Regions from separate parts of the Homo sapiens genome. Here region 2 is linked to region 1. A link is an interaction called in ENCODE POLR2A ChIA-PET data of the cell type or tissue named here. Cell type or tissue: PC-9. All regions are shown on one strand. Links, peaks and the distances in the headings refer to the core of each region. The heading gives the core; the rest is flanking DNA.

Region 1 (2,806 bases), core at 186-2,685:
GCTCATACCTGTAATCCCAGCACTTTGGGAGGCTAAGGTGGGAAGATCACTTGAGCCTAGGAGTTCAAGCCCAGCCTGGGAGTGAAGGGACACCCCGTCTCTACAAAAAATTTAAAAATTAACCAGGCATAGTAGTGTGCATCTGTGGTCCCAGCTCTACTCAGAAAGCTGAGGTGGGAGGATTGCTTGAGCCGGGAAGGTTAAGGCTGCAGTGGGCCATGTTCATACCACTGCACTCCAGCCTGAGCAACAGAGCAAGACCTTGTCTCAAAAGAGAAAAAAGAAAAGTTTTCTGGAGAAGAAAACATTTATATTTAATTTTGAAGACTGAGTTAGAATTTATTTGGTAAATAATACAAGAAAGAGCATTCCAGAAAGGGGGAATATCAGAGGTAGGAAATCATGGTACATCAGAGAAAAGGCCAGTATATCATAATGGTGAAGACAAAAGTCATGCATTCTGGCAATGGGGGAGTTGTGAGTCAGCTGGAGGGGGTGTTTGGAGCAACATCAGGAAGGACTTGAACTGCCGTATTTGCCAACAGGGAGTTTGAACTTTACCTTGCAGACCATAGGAGCCACTCAAAAAGTTTAAGCAGGGGAAAGACAGTATAAGCATTTAATTTAAGAAAGAAGAACCTAGCTTCAGTTTAGAGGCTGGATTAGATATAAAACTAGATTAGAATCTAGCTTCAATTTAGAGAATAGATTAGATAGATAGATTAGTGGTCTTCCCCTAGCCAACAACTGGGTAATGAAGCGCTGGTGTGGGACCAGTCTCCTAGACCCAAGTGCTAGGAGTAGAATGCTAGAACTAGGTGACTATCAAGATTGTGCCTGGGAGAGATAATGAGGTTGAACTGGCGTAGGATGTCCACAAAGAACCATCAGCACTAGAGTCAGTGACCCAGAAGAAACAAGAGCAAAGGATATCAGATTGGAATACATGGGCACAGGAGGTGGCCTGAGTAAATTCCAGGGCTGAAAGCCAGCCCCCATGGTAGTCTGTTCTGTGTTCCTGGTGTACAGCTGCATATTCTCACACATGTGTGTGAGCTGAATGGGTTCACTGGAAGTAGCCAGGAGGAGACAGATCAGAGGCACAGAGACTCGTAAATGCTGTTGAAATTGTCCAATCAAGAAACATTAAAAATCAGAAGGTGACAGAGTTGATGAAGAGGAAGAGACAGGTTTCAGAATTTTGGGGTTGCTTTTCTGGGATATTTTCCAGGACAAATTAAGAGAAAAATGTACTTCTAGATAACAAATCAAATTAATTTACAGTAAGTAGATACTTAATGTTAAACTTTGGAGTTTAGTTTTGGAGACTATCAAAGACATATACTTTTAGCTTTAACATAAAACTACATAAAAACATATGGAGACTCTCTGGTAATAGACTCAAGAATCAATTTTTTATGGACTCCATGCCCTGGTTCATAAGAAAACCATATGAATATAATGTAGGAGAATACTTATCTCCTTACTGTCTGTGGCAGGAGATATCCTCCAGGTCAGCTACACTAATTTCAAATTATGAACATATAAATTAGAAAGAAGTAGGGCGGGAACGCATACCACTGGAGGTTGTCATCTGACTTGTCAGGAGACCACTTGTGTCTATCCTGGTTTCGTGTGAACATAAATAACCAGAGGCTATATTGAGCTCCAGCAGCTTGGCCCAGAGCCACTTCCTGCCTCCAGAAGGAAAGGGAAATGACAGGGCATTACAAGTCATAAACAGTTGTAACGAGATGCCCGCACTACTCTCTCCCTGCTGGAGTTGCTCCAGTGAAGCATTGTCTGGTTCCAAAATCCAGGCATGAGAGCATCTCCTTCTCTGCCCAGTGGTTGGTTTACACGTGTCCTGAAGTGAGACTCGTGATTGTCTGAATGTGACCAAATGTCTTGGTGTGTGAGGACTCCAAGCACTAGCCAGGCAGAGATCCTTCTCCTGCAATGTCCTGGCAATGGCTGGCTGAGGTATAATGTTCCTCTTTTGCAGGAAACAGCCTGCAGTAGCTTCTGCACACATTGTGCTGCCCCACACAGTTGTTCCCTTCCTTGTGCTGAATTAGGACCCTTGGGAATAAGGGCCAGGCATTTAATCCCCAGACACAGTTGCCTTTGTCCTCTGTCCTTCTCCTAGTACCCACTGACCTCATCTCTTGGTTCCCGTCACTCTTTTCCAGATAATGGGGTGCTGACCTCCCTTCTAAAGGTGGACACCCTGATGATGCAGGGTAATATGGGTAGCTACACTAATTTATTCTATTTCCCTTCCATGCTGCTCAGCTAGAATTCTTGTCATCCTGCCCTCTAAGTTGCTACCCACACCTTCGTGAGGGCATCTTCAGGGAAAACAAGAAGGTAAACAATACAACATGGTTCTCAAGCAAGTGTTCACTTCTCAGTCTTATATTTTTCTTTTCTAATTTTTTAATGAAAGGAGTAACACAGTCAGCGGTAGAAACTAAATGGTCTCTGACAAAGGATAGTCACTGTATACTTTATTCGTGTATGAAGTGTATTCACATGAATTACAAGACTGGTTCAGGCTGAGGCGGTTAATATCTATTAGTAGGAGCTAGGCAGAGCAATTGGAACAGCTCTTCCAGTTAAAAAAAAAATTCTTACAAAAACAGGAACTGGCCAGGCACAAGAGTTCACGCCTGTAATCCCAGCACTTTGGGAGGCTGAGGCAGATGAATTACTTGATCCCAGGGGCAAGACAAGCCTGGGCAACATAGTGAGACCCCATCTCTATTTAATTAAAAACAAACAAACAAACAAAAAACAGGCCCGG
Region 2 (2,806 bases), core at 24-2,523, 130 kb after region 1:
GTTGTGCGATCTTGGCTCACTGCAACCTTCACCTTCTGGGTTCAAACAATTCTCCTGCCTCAGCCTCCCAAGTAGCAGCTGAGATTACAGGTGTGAGCCACCATGCCTGGCTAATTTTTGTGTTTTTAGTAGAGACAGGGTTTCACCATGTTGACCTGGCTGATTTTGAACTCCTGACCTCAAGCGATCTGCCCACCTCAGCCTCCCAAAGTGCTGGGATTACAGGTGTGAGCCATCCCACCTGGCCTAGAAATAGATATTAAGTAACAAAGTATAAAGATGGCTTGTGATTAGTGAGAAGACAGAATGCAGAATAGACACAGGGCACAGCATGTTCAAAGGCCCCGAGGCTATAAGAAGATTAGTCCTTTGGATAAATAGAGAGGATTGGTGTCAGTGACACAGGGATGGATGGAGAATGGCAGGAGATCATCTGGGCAGAGGTCAGATCACATAAAGATTTTTAGGTTATGTTAAAATGTCTGGAATTTATCTTAAAATCAAAGAAAAATCACTGAAGAATATTAAGCAGGACTTCAATAGATCAAATTTATTTTTTCATTTGTTTTTTTTTAAACAAAGTTATTTCTGGTTGCTGCATGAATATTAGATATGAGGAGATAAATTAGGAGGGTAAAGGATGATTCCAATTCATGTTAATGAGTATGTTTAGGTTATATCATGTGTAATGTCAATGGTAATCGAGGAAGTTGATGGATTTGAGAGACTTTTAGGAGCTGGAATCCACCGTTTTTAGAGTTTGTGTGTGTATTTGTGTTTGTGTGTTATTGTGTGTGTGTTATTGTGTTGGATGGATGATGGAGCCATGAGGGAGAAGAAAATGTCAAAGATGACTCCCAGGCTTCTGGATTGAGCAGCTTTATGAATGTCAGTACATTAAAAAATGCTTATATGGAACAATTTAAGAAATGAGAGGCTGCTCACCCCAACCTCTCTCATCAATCTTTTGAACTTGAAATTCTGTCAAGTCTTTATACAGTATTCAAGTAGCTCATATAAAAAGGCAAATAAAACATTTAGCTCAGAAGCCCATAAATGTTCTCTGTGACTCAGAATCTCTTACTAATTAATGCAATAGATTTAAAAAAAAAGTCTAAAAAAGTTTTAGTTTTCTGCCATTCCCACCCCCATTTCCCTCCATCCCACACTTGGAGCTAAATATAAACCAACCCATCTGACTAAAACTGGCAAAGGTCTTTCTAAGAAGCACTAGATGGCAGCAGAGGAATTCCTTCACCTCAGCGGAAAAAGGTTCTGCATAAGGGGACTGTGCAGGAAAATGGCCAAGTTCCAGCTTTCCACTGTTACCTGAATTAAAGGCAGAGAGAATATAAAAGAGGAAAAGTAGCATGGTTAGCTAAATGCTGCTTCATCAATTCAACCTGCTTGGTATTCATGTCACATGGAGAAAAGGTTTTCCAAGTACACTTGTCTCTTGTTTGATGAGGTAAATGCATTTCTGTTTTCTTTATAAGCCATAAAATTAATTTCCATTAAAGCAACCCTAAATTTTCCTGCTGAATTTCATTATTGAATTGGGGATTAGTCCTGTAGGAAAAAAAATCTGTCTTCAGGCATTATTAAATTATAGTCAGCAATGCAGTAAATGTTTTAAAATAGCCCATTCAAAGAAAAATAATACTCACCTGCCCACAATACTGACGATAATATTGAAATATTTACAAGTAATTAAAAAATATCAGTAATAGTGTGCTATATTCCAAATAAGGTGTAAAATAAAAAAAATTAAGAAGAAAAAATATAGTACAATCTCAGGTTCTTTAGAAGTAAGTGATTAATCTTTCATGTTGCTCACTCCTTAAATATTTAGCATTTGGCTCGTTTTTTACACTGTCTTGAACTCCTTTATCTCCTGCATATTAAAAGTAATTCATTAAATTTTTTTTTTCTGTATTTGGACTTGGGCTTTTCCCAACTATTAGTTCATGCTAACTCTTTCATGTCCTAAGTAATGCTTTCTTCATTTACCTGCTAGCAGATGTTTCTTATTAGGTGATGATATTGTTACTATGCAACATTTGCATAATGGGTTATAGGTTGCAGAATTTTTTTACATATATTATTTCATTTATTCTTTGTACCAATATGTTATATGGGGATCGTTATTACACCCATTTTACTGATGAGAAAAAAATTAGAAAGGCTAAGTAACTTTCCCAAGGTCATACATCTTTTAAGTGATGGAACTTTGACATGAACCTAGGTCCTTTGCCTTTAAATTATAGGATCTTTGCACTGTTACTCACTGACTTCCAAACAACTTGTGTATTTACAAAATTAAGTTTACTTATTAAAAAACCCAAGAACCATATAAAGAAGAAAAAACTATAGCCCACTGTGTTTAAGGACAATGGGAGGCCACTAGAGGGTTTTAAGACAAGGGTTGATATGACTTGCATTTTATGAAAGAGACCTGTTATTTCAGTATGGAAAGTGGCTTGAAGGCAGCAAGAGTGGATCTGGGAGATTGATTAGGTGGCTATGTCAGCAGTTCAGGAGAAAGAGGAGGCTTTGGGTGGTGGCAATGGGTATCATAAACAATTGGCATATTTGAGAGACATTTGGGAGTTAGATTGAGTGGGCCTTGGTGACTGAGAGCAGACTGGGGATACGGAAAGAGGGTGTCAAGGATGAACTTTAGGATGAGCAACTGGGTGGGTGGAGGTGTTATTTACAGAAACAAAACATTGAAAGAATATTTGATTTTTCTTGTATTGTTATTTGACCACCATTTAATTAATTGACAAACATCCTTGTTAAAATA

What was found. ChIA-PET counts read pairs that join two places held together with the same protein. Peaks named below come from ENCODE experiments on the same cell type or tissue, not always from the same donor. Only the 100,000 strongest peaks of a DNase experiment are listed, where the experiment ranks them.
Region 2: POLR2A ChIA-PET joins it to region 1 with 17 read pairs; 3 of 35 experiments call an interaction of 5 or more read pairs at or near these places.

What each region holds. Positions count from the first base shown.
Region 1 is chr11:110,068,495-110,071,300 of GRCh38, reverse strand. No RefSeq gene overlaps it. Among named protein-coding and RNA genes, the nearest start is that of ZC3H12C, 23 kb to the left of the region's middle. In PC-9, for the core only: no CTCF peak of the experiment used is centred there; a DNase peak (open chromatin) is centred at 1,670; H3K27ac peaks cover 1,757 bases.
Region 2 is chr11:109,937,814-109,940,619 of GRCh38, reverse strand. No RefSeq gene overlaps it. Among named protein-coding and RNA genes, the nearest start is that of LINC02715, 120 kb to the right of the region's middle. In PC-9, for the core only: CTCF peaks have their summits at 1,011 and 1,213 (motif pointing right); a DNase peak (open chromatin) is centred at 1,269.